2 separate regions of the Homo sapiens genome follow, and region 1 is linked to region 2. A link is an interaction called in ENCODE POLR2A ChIA-PET data of the cell type or tissue named here. Cell type or tissue: OCI-LY7. All regions are shown on one strand. Each heading gives the region's core, and the rest is flanking DNA. Links, peaks and the distances in the headings are about the cores only.

Region 1 (4,000 bases), core at 1-4,000, 70 kb before region 2:
AGCAGAGACCTGAAAAACTGATGGATGATTCAGGGATCTTACCCTCTCAATTAGGCTGAAAACTGTGAGGGTAGAAGTGTTATATATAATATATCTATCACTCCATATATCTTTAATACCTTTTATGGTACATATGGAATATGTATTTTCAATTTCAGGAATATCAGTATTAGTCATGATGAGGATATACATGATAGTCACTTTTTCTGGATGGGAGGGGCTTTTATCTATTTCTAAAAGTGACATGAATTTTCAAGGTAGGTGTGTGGCTTAGGAGTACAGCTAGTGGCCACTGTACAGAAAAAGTATTTCAGAAAACAGAGTAAGCATCCACCAGCACACGGAAGCCAGACACACTAGCCCAGATGCAAGCATGTGACCAGCACAAGCATTTCCAAAAAGCAATACGTCAAGAGTCTCAGGTACCTTTACTGTAAAAAAGGGGAAAAGCCACGATTCTTCTGAAACTGTCAAAACAATGATAAAGAAGCAAGATAGACTCAAATGAGAAAAATCTTTGTAACAGCCGTGCCACACTAATATAGGAAGTTAGAAGTTAGTTCTCTAGTTTTCTGAAGATGTGTATAGTATTTTAGCGCGGCCTATCACACACCGGGTCTTAAATACCTCTGTATTGATTGGTGAAGCATACAGAAGTTAAATCTTGTCACAGCAACTATAACAACACGAAATTTTTAGAATGCTGACTTAAAACTTTTTGCTACATAAATGATACAATCTTTTACAACTTTTTTTAAAGGCAAGAAAATGCTCATAATTTCTACCACTTAGGACTACTATTTTTTCTGTATATTTATTTCTGTACTTTTTACAAAAAGAGGACACTAAACAGATTACAAATATGTTGTTTTAAAATATTTTTTAATTTAATACCACACATATCTTTTTATTTAACAAATACACACCACCATCATCATTTTACTGGCTACACACTAGTCAACTAATTTATATAACAAATGCCCTACTGTTGCATACTCAAGTTATTTTCAATTCTTAAAAAAAGATGTTTCCTAAGGCAAAGTCAAGGCTCTTCCAACCAACACCACTGGCAAACGCCCTTCCAGTGGAATGCGGGCTGAGCCTCTGAGTTTGCTGCATGGAGACAGAGGTGATCAATGCTAAGTCCTCTGGACACACTCGTCCTTTCAGGCGGTGAGATGTGAGAACAGTTTCAAGCCGGAATCCTGACAAACTGCCCTCGGCTGGTCCCCAAATCAAGCTCTGCTCTGTGGGAACCTTCTTACTTTTGCAGTCATTTGCAAACAGTCCCCGCACCAGTCTCCTGGAGGGAGCTAGGGGTGGGCAGCAGATCACACCACAGCGAGCACCTTCCTGGAGCGCGTCTATTGTCAGCAGCCAAGTCTGCAAGAGCCAGAGAGCTCTGCATTTTCGCACGTGGGCCTGCTGGACATTTCCACTCCATGCCCTATCACCACTCCTGCCCCAGCATGGAGACCTGTGTTTTGCAATCCATCTCACTTCCAAGTGCATACACAATTTCAACCACATTGTTTCTGACAGCAGGGGGCTTCATGGGCTTATGAGTGCAGTTGCTTGGGGGCTGGTGCTTAGGGGATCTCTTTGCTTGGGGTGATGTTCACCAAAATTTTTAATAATTTCTGAACAAGAGGCCTCAAGTTTTCGGTCTGCACTGAGCCCTGTGAATTCTGTGGCCTGACTCGTCTGACATCATAAAGGATGACTTGACGGGCACCTGAAAACTTCCCCAAACTCCAAACTTGCATCTCTTGAGATGAAAAAGCAGTGACTTTCTCGTAAAAGTGGCTTTGCTTCCAGAGAAAGGCTAAAAGAATAATCAAACAATGAGAAACTGTTTGAGGGAAAGGAAATGTGGCCTCTTCCAAGACAGCTTACAAAGGGGAGCCTGAAGTGTCTAGAAGGGCACTTAAGTCCTGTCACACTCCTTTGTTAGCACGTGCATCACTTCGGCTGTGTATTTTACAAAGCACTTACTGAGCCCCTCCTCTCCCACATGGAAGAAATGCAGAGTGCCGGGTAAAATATGGAATTTAAGCTTGATATGGCCTCAATTTAAAAGGAGCTCACATTCAGTAAAAGGAGTTAATCACAAAGCAAGCTAATGGCATGTTTTCACAAACTTTCACCTAAATGAAAAATCAAGATCAGTAGGTCTGTAAAGGGAGATGCCAGAAGGAATAATTATTTCACAGAAACGTACCGCAGTTTTCTACTTTGCCTGGGAAACCCAAACAATTTCAGGCAAGACCTAAAAGAAGCGATAGTAAAAAATACAACAATATCAGCAAACTACCTTTTACCTGTGCAATTCTTATGAACATGAATGCTTTTATTGTTTTTTTGGAGCATGCAGTTCTGAATCTTGCACAAGGGGAAATAGATGCAGAGATAAGTGCAGGGCCAACGTGACAGAAGCTGTCCATGGCTGTGCCTCTAGGAGCGGGGAGTGGAGTCTGCAGTCACAAGCCACCAGGCACCCTCCACTCCAACTCTGGACTGCTCACTGACTTGGGAGGTCTAAATCTCTGTCTGTCTTTCCTCTGCCTTCTGCATCTCTCCCTCCTCCCACACCTACCTCCCATCTCTTTCTCTGTCTCTCCCTCCCTCCCTCCGTCTCCCTTTGTCTGAGACTGTCTCTCTCTCAGTCTCTCTCTGTCCTTCTCCTTTCTCTCCCTCTTTCTGACCAAACAGTGTCAAGTAGGACTTACTTTCCTAGTCTCAGTTGGAAACTATTAGCATATCCATAACTTTACAAAGGAGGAGCAGAAGCCGGACTAGGAGCCGGGCAAGCCGGGCAAGCCGACAGCACAGGGGCCTCTTCCAGGCCGTGTGGGCCCTGCTGATTTACAGCCTCCGCTGACCCTGAAAGGCATCCCTGGGGGACCTTGGGCCTGTCCTGAAACAGCTTCCTGGACCCTGCCTTTCCTCCTTCCACACCGAGGCGGGACTGGGACCTGGCTGTCCCCTGGGGAGAAACATCCAACAGCCCTGGGCAGTTGCTGCTTCCAGGTGAGGAGCCTTGGCAAGACTGGCTGGGAAGTGAACTCATTCTGACTTCAGCATCCCAAAGGAGAGTGTGGCCAGAGCTCCACCGAACCTGCTGGGGCTCCTGTGGAGGCGGGTCTCAGGCCTCTGAGCTGCCTCCAGCTCCCCTCTCTTTTCTGACAGTGAATACCTCTCTTCACAGTGCTTGCCCTGACACAAGGAGTCTCTTCCATAATTCTGACAAGCTGAGTCTAGACAAATGAAGTAAAAATGAAAATGCAGATAGATGCCTGTCAAGAATCACAACTTTACTACTTTTCTAGCAGCCCAAATTTATAGCTGTTAAAAAGCCACTAAGTACACAGCGTGCCAAATTAACTGTACAAAGTACTGAGGGTCACTCAAAATTAGCCTGTCTGTTGGTAGCACACAGTAATTCTACAAGCTTTAAGAACAATTGTAGTTGCCGGGCGTGGTGGCTCATGCCAGTAATCCCAGCACTTTGGGAGGCCGAGGCAGGCGGATCATGAGGTCAGGAGATCAAGACCATCCTGGCTAACACGGCGAAACCCCGTCTCCACTAAAAATACAAAAAATTAGCCAGGTGTGGTGGCGGGCGCCTGTAGTCTCTGCTACTTGGGAGGCTGAGGCAGAAGAATGGCATGAACCCGGAAGGTGGAGCTTGCAGTGAGCTGAGATTGTGCCACTGCACTCCAGCCTGGGCGACAGAGCGAGATGAAAAAAAAGAAAAAAGAAAAAAATTATAGGTCTCTGAGACTTAAACAACTGCCTTACAATGTCTTTCTGTTGGTTTGCTTTTAAGCAAATGCCTTCCTTCTCCACTGGTACTCTAAGGGGGATTCTTTGTCCAGTGATATTTCATATGTACTGAGTATTTTTAGTGTGCCAGGAAAAGGCTGCAAAGAAAAGGATACTGGTACTCACTGGCTTTATCTAATCAACCTACTAAGTTTCTGGCATTGAAGAGGCAAAT
Region 2 (17,009 bases), core at 8,011-12,010:
TTTACCAAACTTACCAAATATAAAACTGATAATATGCTTGGATGCCAGTAGATTGTGATGTCACTTACGCATATTATAATACCCAGGGCCACCGCTAAGAAAACCATACCAATAAATATAAACACTATAAGTAAATCAGGATGACAAAATTTAGAAGTAGAGGCTAGATCTACGTTTCCAGGGGTTAGGAGTGGAATGGGGTGGGCAGAAGGACAAGGTGGAAGGTGCTATGAAAGCACAGCCTGAGGGATCCTCGTGGTGATGGAATGCCTCTTTACCTTGACTGCTATGGTGGATACATGGACCTACACATGGAATAAAATTGATACAACTAGATACACAAGCACACCCTCAAGTATGAGTGAAATGGAGGAAATCTGAATAAGATCAGTGGATTGTGTCAATGTCAATGTCAATGGTTGTGATATTGTTCTGTAGTTTTGCAAGATGTTAGCATAAGGAGACAGGGTCCATTATTTCTTGCAACTGCATGTGAATGTACAATTATCTCAAAAGTTTAAAAGTTTAACCATTAAGTAAATGGAGGGAAAAATGGAAGGAATTTTTTTAAAGTTTAATTAGGACAGAATAAAAAAAAAGGAAGGAAAAAATGAAGCTCAGAACAAGTGCAACAAATAGAAAATGAATTGCAAGATAGTAGATTTAAATCTAAATATAAAAGTAGTGATAATGAAAATTGATAATATTTCAAATAAAAGGACTATGATTGTCAGTCTGAATTTAAAGTTTAAAAAAATAAGATTTATACCTTAGGTATAAGGACACAGAGAGCTTGGAAGTTATTTCTTTGAAAAAGCCAATCAGATTGGTAAATCTCTGGCCAGACAGATAAAAGAATAATGAGAAACACATACATTATCAACATTAGGGATAAAAAGGGGACATTTATAAAGAAGCTATGGACATTAAAAAGCTAATATTAGGATATTATTAAAAGCTTTATGTCAATAAATTTGACAATTCAGATAAAATGTCAAAATCCCTGGAAAATACAACTTTCTAAAATTGACACAATAAGAAATTGAATATTTGAATAATCCTCTATCTAATGAAGATATTGAATCTGTCATGAAATTCTTCCGCTAAAGAGAACTCCTTTCTAATTGGCCTTATTGGTGACTTTTTCCAAACACTTCCAAACAATAGAAAAATAAGAACCTTTCAATTTATTTTTATAATGCTAGCATACCCTGGATATAAAACCTTCAAAGAACATCACAATAAAGGAAAATTAGAAGCCAAATTATTTTCATGAACACAGATACAAAACCCCTAATCAAAATATTAACAAAATCCAGTAATATAATAAACAGCAATACAGACAACTAAAATGGGATTACTCCAAAAAGTCAAATTTTGCTTAATATTGGAACATTAACCAATGTAATTTTCCACATTTACAGATTAAGGAGAAACATCTTATGATTATCTCCATAAATGAAGAAAAAGCATGAGATACAATTGAATACCGATTCATGATAAAAATTCTTAGGAAACTAGGAATCTTTTTTTTTTTTTTTTTTTGAGATGGAGTCTCGCTCTCGCCCAGGCCGGAGTGCAGTGGCACTATCTCGGCTCACTGCAAGCTCCGCCTCCCAGGTTCAGGCCATTCTCTTGCCTCAGCCTCCCTAGTAGATGGGACTACAGGTGCCCGCCACCACGCCTGGCTAATTTTTTGTATTTTTAGTAGAGATGGGGTTTCACCGTGTTAGCCAGGATGGTCTCGATCTCCTGACCTCGTGATCTGCCCGTCTTGGCCTCCGAAAGTGCTGGGATTACAGGCGTGAGCCACCGCGCCCGGCCAGGAATCCTTTCTTGATCTTATAAAGAAAATTCACAAATACAAAACAGAAGGAAAAGAAAATAAACAAAATCCTATGGCAGCTTCCGCTATGGCTGTGTTAGCTCCTGCTGGACCAAACCTCCCAGAGACCAGCTAAAAACCCTGGACAAAACACAAAAATATAACCTGAAGGCACCGGGGTGAATGAACATAGGCAGATGCCACAGTGGAGTTGATACTCGGAAGAAGACACAATATAGGGTAAGTGTTGTCCTTTTTCTTGGTAGGCTTTTAGCTTGCAACAAGACCTGGATGTGTGCCATGCAGCCTGATGTGAGGTGTCTGGGCCAACTGGGATTAAAGAGGCATCAGTGCAGGAGAGGGAGATTGGTTATGGCCAAGGAGATTAATCAAATAAATATTAAGAATAATGAGAGCTAGTTTCTTATTGTTGGAGAAGGATGTTAGAAATATAAAGGAACCAAACTAAAACTATGGTTCTGAATTGAAATCGAAGCTATCTGTAGATTTGTCCATATTATCACCTATGTGTAGGTATTTATACAATGATATGCCCTAGCTCTGTCTCCAAGAAATAGTAGAAACAGCAACATTCAATAGCAATGAGTACACCTAGATCCAGCTCTTGGTTTTGCAATACCATTTCCACCAAATGGGAACCATGGATCTTTGGAATAATGGTTGATTTCAAAGCTAGAACAGAGAAAATATGACATGAGCTTGGAATAGTTTGCTGTGATAAAGTAAGAAAGTTGTTAAGGTTTGAAAAGGAACACATTAAAAGGACACAGAAGAAAACTTGAAGAGGGTCCCACTGTTCAAATCTAGAAGAATTTAAACATTAAAATACATCAGTATAGTAATGGATTGTAATCCACTGAATTTAATAGGGAACCAATAGTTCATAGTGATATAGACAATAAATAAGTGAACAAATTATAACTTTAATGAGGCATGGGATATTTGCATAGTCTCTCAAAGCAGCTACCCATAAAACCCTCAATTAAAAAGGAAAAAAACAATTTTACAGTGAAGAAACATGACACTTACCACTTTAAGCAATCAAAGTCAACATCACTAGTAATGAAACAAATCGAAACTGTGTTTCACTTGATAGGACACAGCAAGACAAATCACAGCACAGCAAATCATGAGGAGACACCAGGCAAATCCAAATTGGGAGAAATTCCTAAAACACCTGGCCTGTATTCTTCAAACCTGTCAAGAACATGAAAGTCAAGGAGATACTGAGTAACTTTTTCAGGTTGAAGAAGACTAAAGAGAAATTATAACTAAAAGCAATGCATGTTTCTAAACTTGATCCCTTTGCTATAAAGGATATTTTGGACCAAATGACGATACTTGAATTGGGTTTGTGGATTGAATGGCAGTCATATAACAATTTTAGTTTTGTATTTTGATAGACTTATGGAATATGTTTTTGGGTAATTTATTTGTTTTTAGAAAATGTACTCTAGTTTGGGATAGATTGAGCATTATGTCCACAACCTGCCATCAATGATTTGAAGGTACAAACTTTTTAGTAGTGTTCTTGAAACTTATCTCTAAATTTGAGATTGTTTCCAGAAAACATTACTGTAAAAAGAAAGAATATGATCAATTTGGAAAAGTGCACATGGGTCTATATGTTTGTAATGTAAGATACATGAAGAAATAAATATAAGGTACATATTAGGTTTTGAAAAAATAGTGGGAGGTAAAGCTAGAGCTGTATTACAAAGAACCAAATGATTCTTATGTTTGACATTTTAGGATTTTATGGAAAGGAATGTCATGATCTTTCCATAAAGGATGGCATTTTAGAAAACAGCATTCCTGTAGCTTAACAGAAGATAGAAGGAAGAGGGTGGAGACACTTTAAACAGACAGAGTGACTATTTACAAAGCAAGTTAGAGGCAGACCGGGACTCAGGAAGAGATGCTTCAGATTTTGTGTCCATTGCATACATATTACAATTACAAGCCAGCAAGAACGGTTGGAGGGAATGGGTTAATTCTAAACCAAATTGTAATGGGACAAGGAACAACTGGGAGATAAAGAGTGGCAGATTTGGCAATCATGTATCATAATAGACACCTTGGATTTTTAGTTTTTTAATATACCCAGATCATTCCTAAATCATTCAGAGAAGCACAGCTCTATTGCCAAACATGCAAGGCTGTCCTACTGCCTCAGGCCGGCATGTCACCAGGCAGGCAGAACTGAAGCTGAGAGCCTATGGTTGGGACATTCTGACAAGAGTTGGGGAAAGAATGTTTCAGGTATCTGGTGGTACTTGTGACATTTGTGGGAGGTCTTGGGACCATACCAGCGAGGGCTCAGGATGGCAGATGTTTAATGCCACTCCATAGAGGCAGGTTCTGGAGAGGAGAGATGTGCATCGGAGTCTAGGGAACAGAGCTGAGGTTGGATGTCAACAGCAAACCATTGGGAGGGTCTTAGCAGACAAAGAAGGGAGAGCACATGAGGGCCAGTGACAGTGCAGTCAGAGGTGAGATGATATGCAAGCTGGTCCAATGGACACACCCCCCAACCTGTTATGTGGCTGCCCCTCCTGCTCTCTGTGGCGTCCTGAGCTAATCAGGCAGGAATGGAGACAGGCTGAGCAGAAACAGAGCTTCTCTGTTCCAAGAATGTCCTGGGCCTTTCAGAGGCATTATTGTGCTTAATACTTGCACTAGCCCACCAGGTGGTTATTTAGACTTCATTTATACATAGTAAACCTGAGGCTAGGCGCAGAAGCACAGTACTTAATTCAGTGGGAATCCAATGCTGTCTGACTCCAAAGCCCTAGAACTTGCTTCTGCAGCCCTGGCACTTGGCTCAGATCTACTTACAAGCAAGAAAGCTTGTAGAGTGATGCCCAGGACAATGGCAGAATATGTTCCTTCCATAAAGCTGTCAGAATTATAAAATTCAAGATGATGGAGAATCTTCGTATTTTTACCAGTAATCAATGGTGTATCCTAGAATTTTAGAATTCCAGGACTGGCTGAACTTAGTTGCCAATTTATCATTTTTATTTTTAACTGGTTTGCAAATTGTAGCACACGTAATTGAGGCAACTTCACAATGAGGACATTGGATATTAAAGCTCATGGAGGATCTATTAACTTTTTTTTATTATACTTTAAGTTTTAGGGTACATGTGCACAAGCTGAATGAAATGAAGTTTTAGTTACTTCCTATCAATGCTGTTCTCTCTCCTTCATGAATCTATTGCTTCACAGAAAATGTCTTAAAAGACAGAAAACAAAACAACAATAACGAAAAAACACAACCCCTGTCATCTGTTTTAAAACAGTTCTTATAATAATGATAGTTTACAAACTTGTGTGACTTTCAGATCATAATAAAGCATAATAAGTACTGACTATGCTTGTAATAGTTTAACAATTTAAAAATCATTTTAGTGACTATTTTATCATCATCTAAAATATAATCTCTCACTATGGCTACAAAAATAGATGGCAGCTGGTTTGCACATTACTATGATTTTGTGATATTGTTATTTGAATTAATTTGATCATCAGAGTTTTGGACACTGAATGGATTTTAGGTGCACTAAATGAATACATTGAAAATATAGTCAGTGTGACTGGTTTTGCTTTAACTTGAGGGACTTTGATTTGCACTTAAAACCACTTGGCTTCTTCACTCTTTTGTTGGACTTGCTTTTCATGGTCAAGGAACACCCTTTGTAACACTGGTTACACAACCGCCCTCCTGTGTGTTAGGCACAGAAAGTACTCACTACTCCTCTGTCCCACAATGTCCTAGGCACTTGATATTGTCAATCTTTAAGCTTCTTGCCACTGTAATATAATTGTGGCTTTGATTGGAATTCCCCTGCTTACTAATGAGATTGAGCATCTTTTTCATATTTTATTTTTCTCTTGCATGAAGTACCCATTGAAGTAATTTGTTCACTTCTCCATCGAATTGTCTTTTTTGTATCTATATATTGGGACTCTTTTATATGTTTTAAAAAATACTTGCTCAGTGATCTGTGTTGTAAATATTTTATTCCGATGTGTATCATCTTTTCACGTCTTCATTGTACCTCAATTTTCAGACCAATTGGTTAATCATTTCTGCGAATGTGTTTTTCGACTCTTTAAGAAAGTTTTCCCTATACATGGTAATAGTCTACTACATTGCCTTTCAAAACTTTTATAGTTTTGCTTTTAACATTTATGTCATAAATTTACCTTGAAACGATTTTAGTGTATTATGTGAGATAGGAATCCTAGTTCATTTTCTTCCCTATGTAAAAGTAATTGTTGCTGTCCATTTTCCCATGTTCTTCAATGCTAGCTGTCATAACTGGGTTTCTATTTTTTTGTTAAGTCTGTTTCTGGGTACTCTATTCTGTAAGTATATTTGTTTATCTCTATACAAATAAAACATATCTCAATGATCATATTTTTATAGTATGTCTTGATATGTGATAATGTCCATCCTTCCAATGTATTCTTCCCTTCAGCAATGCTCATTTTTGACTGTTGGCTCTTACATATAAATTTTAGAGCTAGCTTGATGTAACCAATTACCTGCTGGAAATTTGGATTTTTCTTGAATAGAAGGATGAATTTGAAGATAATTAACATCTTAATATATTAAGTCTTCCTATACAGATATCTAATTTTTTTGTTTAGGTCTTCTAAATTTGTACATCTATTAATATTATGTTTATTCCTAGGTAATTACAATTTTGGTTTCTATTGTAAATTTCATATTACTTAATATTAAATTTCCACACTGTAAATACTTTTGGCTGAGGTATACAAATGCAATTAACTTTTCTCTATTTATTTTGTATCACACATTCTTTTAAAATTCCATTATTTAATTCTAATAATTCATCAGCAGATTCATTTGGATTTTCTACAGAACATCATATTATCTGCAAATAATTATGGCTTTGTTCTATTCATTTAAGATGTCATTCTCTTATTTTGACATCTTACATGTCATTTAGATGTTCTAGTCATTTACGAGCCATTCTCTTATTTTGTATCCTCTTCTTGTATTTGATTACTGGCTACAGTCTCAGATATAATGTTGAAGGAAAGTGTGATATTAGGAATCGTCATCATGCAACTCATTTTAAACGGGAGGCTTTTAACAGCCCACCATTAAATACGATGTTTTTCCTAGGATTTTATACGATGTTTTTCCTAGGATTTTAGTAGCCTCCTTCTATCAGTTTAAGTAAGTTTTCTTAATTTCCTACTATTCTGAGCAATACTTTCATGAATAATGAATGCTATTAAGTCGCTTTTTCTCATTTTCCCCATTTATGTATAAATATTTTTATCTATCAATGAGTTTTCTGATGCTAAACCATGTAGTTATAAGATGAAACCCTACATAGCCATAACATTCTATACATGTTAGATTTCATGCTGATGTTCTTTCTCTTGTTCTTTGCAGATGAATGAGATTGGCCTATGCTTTTTTTTTTTTCACCTGTTTATTCTTATCTGGTTTTAGTATTTGGAGCAAATTAACTTCATAAACTCAACTAAATAGTATTCTTTTCCTCTGTACTCTAAAAAAGTTTGTATAAGGTTAGAATTTTTTGAATAAATTGTGCAGGAATTTACTTGTACAATTATCAGGCATGATATTTTCTTTTCTCAAAAGATTTTATGCTACTGATTCAACAGATTTAAGGGATGTTGGACTGTTTGATTTTTTTTTAACTCTCCTTGAGTTATTCGTTAAGTTATTTTTTTTCTAGAAATTTGTTAATTCTAGTTTGGTTTACATATTAAATTGCCATCAGGTTGTACTCAGTATACTCATCTTTTTATTTCTTGAAGCATCTATAGTTTGAATTTATTTTCCTTTTCAGAAGTTGCTTCTGTGCATTCTCTTCATAACGTGAAAATTTTCATTAGAGATTTCTTAATTTCATGAGATTTAAAATAAACCTGTTGTTTTGTTTTTCTAATCTGTCATATTTTAGTTCTGTATTTTATTAACTTCTGTTTTTATCTTTACCATTTTGCCCTGTGTACTGTCTTTGGGTTTATTCTCTGCAATTAAAATAGGGTGATTCCCTTTCTCTCTCCCTCTCTCTTTCTCTTTCTCGCTTTCTTTTTTTCTTTCCTTTCTTTCTTCTTTCTTTCTTTCTCTTTCTTTTTTTCTTTCTTTCTTTCCTTCTCCTTCCTCTTCCTCTTCTCCTTCCCTTCCCTTCTCTTCCCTTCCCTTGCCTTCCCTTGCCTTCCTTCCCTTCCCTTCCTGCCTCCCTCCCTCCTTTCTTTCTTCTTTTCTTTCCTTCCTCCCTTCCTTCCTTCTCTCTCTCTCTTTCTTTCTTTTTTTCTTTCTTTCTTTCTTTCTTTCTTTCTTTCTTTCTTTCTTTCTTTCTTTCTTTTTTCCTTCTTTCTTTCTCTCTCTCTCTTTCTTTCTTTCTTTCTCTCCTCTTTCTTTTCTTTCTTGGTTTTACTTCTATACATTTTCTATTAAGTGCTATTTTAGGTAAATCCTATGTGATTTTTTTCCAATTTTTTATTACAATAAAATGCACAGAATATAAAACTTACTGCCTTACCTTTTTTAAAAGTATACAGTAGTTCAGTGGTATTAAGTGCATTAACATTGTTGTGCAACCATCACCACCAACCATCCTCAGAATTTTTTTGATCTTGTAAAACTAAAACTCTGTCCCTATTAAACAACAGCTCTCCATTCTCCCCACTCCTCAGTCCATGGAATTCACTGCTCTACTTTCTGTCGCTAAAATTTTGAGTACTCTAACTACGTTATCTTTTTGTGACTAGTTTCTTTTACTTAGCAAAATATCCTTAAGATTCATCCATGTTGTAGTACATGTCAGAATTTCCTTCCTTTTGAAGGCTGAATAACATTTCATTGCATGTAAAGACCATGTGTTTATACCTTCACCTATGGATGGACATGGGTTACTCCTAAGTTTTAGCAATTGTGAATAGTGCTGCTATGGACATGGATGTACAGAGATCTCTTTGAGATTCTACTTTCAGTTCTTTTGAGTATAACCCAGAAGTAGGATTTCTAAATCATATGGTAATTCTATTTTTAATTTTTTTGAAGAACTGGCATATTGTTTTTCACAGTGGCTATACTACTTGACATTCCCACCAGCAAAAGAGTACCAAATCTTCACATCCTCACCAACACTTGCTATTATTATTATTTTTGATATTGGCCATCTTGATGGGTGTGATGTGCCTATGTGTTTTGATATGTAGTTTTTGAAGTAATGTTTATTTAACAATTTAATAATGTTCCAAAAGTTATATATTCTTCAATAGAGGAGTTATTTGGAAGTGTAATTTAAATTTCACAGGTTATATATATTTCAGTTATTTTTTAAATAAATTACATTCATGTCTGTACTTAAGATTTGCTTGTTTCTAACACCTAAAATTAAATGTTGTTATTATTTCTATTATTATTTTGTCATACAGTCAATAGTTATTTAGATTTACCCATCAGATTTACTAATGTATTTACTTATTATTTTTTCTTACAGGTTAGATTTTCCATCTGAGTTCATATTTCTTATTTAAAAAAACACCTTTAGAATTTCTCTTCAGTTGGTGTCTATAGATCCATTTTTGTTTATCTGAGAACATTTTCTATTTTTCCTCTGTATTCTAGAGTTTTACTAGATGTACAACTCTAGATAGATCTTTCTGCCAGCACCTCCGTGATATTATTCCATTGTCTTCTGGTTTCCATTACTGCTGTTGCAAAGTCAGCTGTCAGTGGAATTGCCATTTAATTTCAGGTTTTTGTCTTTTCTTTGACTAATTTTCAGATCTTTACTTTGTCTTTGGTGTTCTGAAACATCAGCACTTTGTATCTAGGTATGAATTTTATTTTATTTATTTTGTTTGAGATTATCTGGGCTACCTGAATGTTAAGAGAAACGTCTAATAATCAGCTCTTGAATATTTTCAACCATTACCACAAAAGATATTGTCCTATTTCTCTCCTACTAGACTCTGAATGAATGTTAAACCATCATAATCTATTTTCCATGTCTCTTAATAACCTCTCTTTATATTTAGCATCTCATTTTCTTTATGTGCATAGTCTAAATAATTTCTTAAGATTTAAGTATCAGATAAATAATTATTCAGCTATATATAATTTGTTTTCTATTGTACTTCAAATTGAAATACTTTAAGAAATTTTTAGAAGTTTGATATACTTTTATTTTCTAACATGCCTAATCATATTTTCATATCACTGGTTGTTACTCATGATACCCTATTTCCTTTTGCTTTTGATGTTCCTTTGACATTTATCTGTGGGAAAATTCTGGGAGAAATGAATTGAAATGGGTTTTCTTGGAAAGAATTTGTGTTTCCTTCTAGGAAATTATGGGTACTATTAATCTGAGACAGCTTGAATTCCTGGCTTTAAATTTTTCAGGCAATACAGATAGCCAGAATTTGAGTTTGAAAATGCATGTGAATGTCATCTAGGAACAATGAAATCTCAGTAGAGATATTTATCCTTTTACATAGTGTCATTGTCAAGGTAGGCAACTTTTACTTTTGTGTCCTTAAATGAGGTAATTTTGTTTCTAAATTGCCCTATCCTTCTGTCTTTTGACTTTAAGTAGACATCTCTTTGGTGCCCCAACTTGGGAAAGTACTAGGCTTATTTCTTGTTCCTTGTGCTCCAAGTGTAGACATGAAACCAGAAAGTTAACTTCAGTAGGATTCAACTGATGCTTCTGGGAAAAAGACAGCTTAAGTACTTGCTTATGTCATTGGATTCTTTTTTTAATTATTTATTTGATTTTGAGAAATACATTAAATATATTTTAAAATATGTTTTATATTGTATTTTGTTTGTTCCATGGGAGAGTATCTCAGGACATTCTACCATAATGCCAGAAATGGAATTCAGTTTTTAAAAGCAATTTTCATGGACCTCAAAAATTGAATATTTAATCACACTTCCAAGTTTATGATACACTATAACCATTAGTCCACCCCATTGTCATTGTTCTCCTCATGTAGACAATCAACATCATGTGTTCAACATGTATTTTGGAGGTGTTCTTTCAAAATGTGCATTGCTAACTGTGTGCATGGTAACAGGTGCATCACACACATGTTATAATCTCATTTTCTTTATTACTTTTTCGTAGTAAGTGCTATTTTTAAAGATTTCTCTGTGTCTGCCTATGTACATCTAATCTGTTTCTTCTAACTGTTAAGTAATGCTCCATTGCAAATACCCACCACATTTTACTGATCCATTCTTCTTGCATAAATTTCATTGTGGTATTCAACTGTATATTTTCTTGTGCCGCCATAGTGAAAGCTATAGGGAACATCTTGATACTCGTGCTGTTGAGAATTCCTGGGTTATATCTGGGGTATGATTATACTTAATTTAACTAATGGTACCAGATTGCTCTCTGCAATCACTAAAGTCAGTCTATACCTCCACAAGCCATGCAAGAGAGGATGTGCATTCCACATAATCTCCAAATGCTTTACTCTATCTTGCTTTCTAATTTTGTTACCTATAAGTCTTGTCCACGGTTCCTGCTACTGAACAGAAATATTTAGCTTTTGTATGCTCCATTGGCAGTTTTCTTTACTTAAGGTTTATGCTTTTGTTACCCTTCTAGATCACTAAGATACTGCTGTACATTTTTCTTAGTCAGACTTTGTTGTTTCTTCTTTTACATTTAAATCTTTAATTCAGCTCAATCTGGGCTATTCACTTAGTAGCCAAGAGTCACATGTAGCTACCAAACACTTGAAGGTAGCTAGTACAACTAAGAAACTAAATTTTAATTTTGTTTGGTTTTAATTACTTTAAACTTAAAAACTTAATCAGTGTAAAATCATACATAATGTATTGTTTTGAGTTTAACTATTGCACCATGTAAGATATTGCTTTATTGTGGTGTATGTGCTGGGCACATGCATTATTTCTGTTGGCAGACATAAACATTACCAATATAATTGGCATAAAACAATTTTTTTAGTCCAAATGATTTTTTCTATGTGCTGATGTAACATTGTAGATTGTTTATTTTAATATATTGCAAAAGCATCAAGACTTAGAGTGATGCCTAAGTAAATTATAATCAGTAATTACATTAAAAATTATATTATTATTTGATATAGTTTGTTTTTTTCAGTGTAAAAATAATATTAACAAATTTTTACATTTAAAATAAAATCACACTACTGCTACAGATTCAAATGCAGATGCAGATGTGTGTAATACAATGGGAAACATTTTTAAAAAGACAAAGATTGGAAAAAAGTATGTCACAAATTTCATAATAAATAACAATTACAAATTGTTGTATCAGTAAAAAAAGCAAGTTTTAAAGATAATAAGGTAGATAATATTAAGAGATGTTTTCAGCACATACATAGTGAATTTAATAAGATGCTTCCTCTCAATAGTCAAAAAAGCATTGACAATAATTAACTGAAATCAGAATTAAATGATCAACACAAAACTTTTAAATGATTTTCATCAGAAACTGGGCTTATAACTTTGGCTAGCTATAAACTGAATTAAATTATTGAACAGGGAAAATCATTTTTAGTCAGAAAGACGGCAAAAATCATGATTAATTTATGAAAAATTTGTTAGAAAGTTGTAAGAAAAAGACTAAAAAAGATATTTTACTGTAAGCAAAAGACCTGTAGCTAAGCCACAGAAAATTTGCCCATAAAGTGCAATACCTTTCTCACAATATCAAAGATTAACTGATTCAACATTTTAAAAACTGTCAGTACCTCTGGATGCATCTTGTGATATGAGATGCTACTCAACTAATGCTTTGAATATATTTTGTCTCAAAAAACTACCAAATTTATGTAGAAATACTATCAATTCACAATCTAAAAATTTAAACTTGTGATATAAATACTGTTGAATCTTTTGAATTTTTCAAAGAAGGATTTCAGATAGATATGAAAAAGTCAATTTCTATCACAACAGAGTATTCCAGCTATGTTAGGTCGAAAATCTGAATTCACTAGAATTTTAAAATGAGAGACTGATATTTCCTTTATTGCTTCATTCCACAGTATGTAAGTATTGAAAATACTTTTGTTTAGTTTCATGAAGCTTTTAACTTCTGTTAAAGGTATTATGAATGTAGAATTGCAATCTACAGCATAATGTAAAATGGCTGCAAAGCATACAGGAAAAGTTTGGAGTATGCTTTGTTGATATGGATAATTATGGTACAATAACCTCTTTGATTTTATGTTAATGATGCTTACTGATACATGAGTTAATGAAATTATTTAACTTGGACAGACATACTATTGGTACCAATATGCTTTTTCTTCAAGTTAAATCGATTTTTAAAAAATAAGTGGATTAATTTTACCAATGTGGATTCAAACATTAAACAAAAGTGATTTTTATTTCATGCACAATTTAATTGTTGAAAATTTATTAAGTATGTTTAGAACAGCTTGGATACATGAATCAACTGTAAATTTCAACTGTAAATTTTCTGAAATCTAACATAGATAAATTGTTTCCAGTGAGATTTAGAGATGGATCAAAATGGGTTGTAAGTGTAAAATACACACCATATTTTGAAGCCTTAGAATAAAAAGAGGTAAAATGTATCAATAAGTTTTAAAATATTGATTACATGTTTAAATAATAATATTTTGGACACATTGGGTTAAATAAAATATATTACTAAAGTTAGTATACCTGTTTCTTTTTACTTTTTAAAATATGACAATTAGAAAATTTACAGTTACATCTACCTCTCACTTTATATTTCTATCGGGTAACATTGACCTAAAGCACTCATTTTAGAGAGCTAGTTTATTTTTCTTTATGTCATGGATCAGTTTTCCCAAAACTATCTTCTAAAAAATCTCCCACTTATTTTTGTATACTACCTTTATTGACCATACACACGTTGGTCTCCCTCTGAACTCTATTCTGTGCCATTGGTCTAGGTTTCTATTATTTTGCTTACCCTTCATGGATTTGTAGTATTTGTAGTGTGGTGTAATATTTCTGTGTTTATGTAAATCTCTTTCTTTCCCTCTTTCTTTCTCCTTTCCTTTCCTTTTGTTCTTTCATTCTTTCTCCCTTCCTCCCCCTCTTTCTCTCTTTCTCCCTTTCTCTCCTCCTCCCTTCCTTCCTCTTTCTCTCCTCCTCCCTTCCTTCCTCTCTTTCTTTCTTTCCTTCTTTTTTTCTTTCTTTCTTTCTTTCTTTCCTTCTTTCTCTCTCTCTTTCTTTCTTTCTTTTTTCCTTCCTTCCTTCCTTCTTTCCTTCCTTCCTTCCTTCTTTCCTTCCTTCCTTCCTTCCTTCCCTTCCTTCCTTCCTTCCTTTTATTGAACAGAACTACTATGAATAATGACAATTGACTGTATAAGTAATTGGTTTTTGCTAGTGTTTAGAAACACTATTGAATTTTTCAGATTAAGTTTGTCTACAGAAAAGTTGGCAAATACTATTTTTAGTCTTAATAGTTTCTTTGATAATTCTGTTGCAATTCCTGCATAAAGTAATCATGTTATACAAAAATAAGCATACCATTATGTCTTCTCTCCAAGTCCTACACCAAAACCAGGTTAAATGGTAATGATGGTTATGGCTATTATTTTCTGTTGCCAATTTAAATAAAATACATCCACATTTCCTTCATCAAGTAGATGTATACTCTAAATTGTTTTTTTTAATAAAATTAATGAAGCTCTGTTCTATCTCAAGGCTATTTTTCTCCATTTTATTGAAATAATTATATTTTTTTCTTAGTATATTAAGATTGCAGATTGCATTATAAATTTTCTGATATTAAATCATACCTGTACTCCTGGGATTTTAATGATAATATTTTATTTATTTATTTTTATTTAAATAGTTTTTGGGGTACAGGTGGTTTTTGGTTACATGGATGAGTTCTTTAGTGGTGAGTTCTAAGATTTTAGTGCACCTGTCACCTGAGCAGTGTACACTGTAGCCAATATGTAGTATTTTATTCCTCAACCACCTCCCATCCTCCCCATGTCCCAAGTCCTCAAAGTCCATTGTATTGCTCTGTATGTCTTTGCATCCTCATAGCTTATCTTCCACTTACAAGTGAGAACATGTGGTATCTGGTTTTTAATTCCTAAGTTACTCACTTAGAGTAATGGCCTCCAGTTCCATCCAAGTTGCTGAAAAAGACATTATTTTGTACCTTTTTTTTATGGCTGAGTAGTCTGAATAGTATTCCATGGTGTCAATATACCACATTTTTTTTAATCCACTAGCTGGTCAATGGGCACTTAGATTGGTACAATATCCTTGCAATTGTGAGTTGTGCTGCCACAAACATGAATGTGCATGTTTGTTTTTCACATAATGGCTTCATTTCCATTGAGTAGCTACCCAGTTGTGGGATTGCTGGATTGAATGGTAGTTCTACTTTTAGTTCTTTAAGGAATCTTCATACTGTTTTCCATAGAGGTTGTACTAATTTACATTCCCTCCAGCAATATAAAAGTGTTGCCTTTTCACCACATCCAAGCCAACATCTATTGTTTTTTGACTTTTTAATTATGACTATTCTTGCAGGAGTAAGGTGGTGTCTCATTGTGGTTTTAATTTGCATTTGTTTGATGATTAGTGATGTTAAGCATTTTTTCATGTGTTTGTGGGCTGTTTGTATATCCTCTTTTGAGAATTGTCTATTCATGTCCTTTGCCCACTTTCTGATGAAATTATTTGTTTTTTTCTTGCTGATTTGTTTGAGTTCTTTGTAGATTCTGGATACTAGTCCTTTGTTGGAGGCATACTTTGTGAATATTTTCTCCCACTCTGGATTATGTGTTTACTCTGCTGATTGTTTCTTTTGCTGTACGGAAGCTCTTTAGTTTAATTAGGCCACATTTATTTATTAATTTTTTGGCATTTGCTTTTGGAGTCTTAGTCATGAATTCTTTGCCTAAGCCAATGTCCAGAAGAGTTTTCCCAATGTTATCTTCTAGAATTTTTGTGGTTTCAAGTCTTAAATTTAACTCTTTGCTCAATCTTGAGTTGATTTTTGTATAGGGTGAGAGATGGCAATCCAGTTTCATTCTTCTATATGTGGCTTACCAGTTTCCCAGCACCATTTATTTAATAGGGTGTCCTTTCCCCAATTTATGTGTTTGTATACTTCATTAAAGATCAGTATTTTGTTTATTTCTGGGTTCTCTACTCTGTTTATTTCTGGGTTCTCTATTCTGCTCCATTGGTCTAAGTTCCTATTTTTATATCAGTACCATGCTGTTTTGGTAATGGTAGCCTCGTAATATAATTTGAAATCCAGTAATGTGATGCCTCCAGATTTGTTCTTTTTGCTTAGTATTGCTTTGACTATGTGAGTTCTTTTTTGGTTCCATATGAATTTTAGTAATTTTTTTCTAGTTTTGCAAAGAATGATGATGGTATTTTGATGGGCGTTGCATTGAATCTGTAGATTGCTTTGGGCAGTGTGGTCATTTCCACAATATTGATTCTCTCTATCCATGAGCATGGGCTGTGTTTTCACTTGTTTGTGTCATCTGCGATTTCTTTAAGCAGGGTTTTGTAGTTCTCTTTGTAGAGACCCTTCACCTGCTTGGTTAAGTATACTCCAAAGTATTTAATTTAATTAAATTAATTAATTTATTTATTTTTTGCAGCTATTGTAAAAGGGATTGAGTTCTTGATTTGATTCTTAGCTTGGTTGCTGTTGGTTACAGCAGTGCTACTGATTTGTGTACATTGATCTTTCCCAATTTGGATGCCTTTTGTTGCTTTCTGTTGACTGATTGCTCTGGCTAGGACTTCTAGTATTATATTGAATAGAAGTGGTGAAAGTGGGCATTCTTGTGTGACAATATTTTAAACACACTATTATATTTAGTTCGTTATATTTTATTTAACATTTTTGCTTCTATATTCATAAGTAACATGGATCTATAAATTTTTGCTTTTTTATTTGCATGGACTTTATATTTTGTTTGGAAACCAAGAATACACTAACTTTACAAAATATATGGGACCTTTTTTATTCAAGCCTGGAACCACTATTTCCTCAAAGTTTGGTAGGTCTGATTCAAAGTCAAATGTATAAGTTAATCATATCAAATTATGAGACTGTATAGGACAAAAGGTGTCTTTAAAATTTTACTA

What was found. ChIA-PET counts read pairs that join two places held together with the same protein. Peaks named below come from ENCODE experiments on the same cell type or tissue, not always from the same donor. Only the 100,000 strongest peaks of a DNase experiment are listed, where the experiment ranks them.
Region 1: POLR2A ChIA-PET joins it to region 2 with 5 read pairs; 7 of 35 experiments call an interaction of 5 or more read pairs at or near these places.

What each region holds. Positions count from the first base shown.
Region 1 is chr7:50,313,880-50,317,879 of GRCh38, reverse strand. All of the region lies in intron 1 of IKZF1 (IKAROS family zinc finger 1), which reads right to left. Among named protein-coding and RNA genes, the nearest start is that of IKZF1, 11 kb to the right of the region's middle. RefSeq lists enhancers at 825-1,325, 1,087-1,426, 2,880-3,380. In OCI-LY7, for the core only: CTCF peaks have their summits at 298 and 1,548 (motif pointing right); DNase peaks (open chromatin) are centred at 1,559, 1,929 and 2,459; H3K4me3 peaks cover 2,788 bases; H3K27ac peaks cover 3,172 bases.
Region 2 is chr7:50,239,354-50,256,362 of GRCh38, reverse strand. No RefSeq gene overlaps it. Among named protein-coding and RNA genes, the nearest start is that of IKZF1, 57 kb to the left of the region's middle. In OCI-LY7, for the core only: no CTCF peak of the experiment used is centred there; a DNase peak (open chromatin) is centred at 9,582.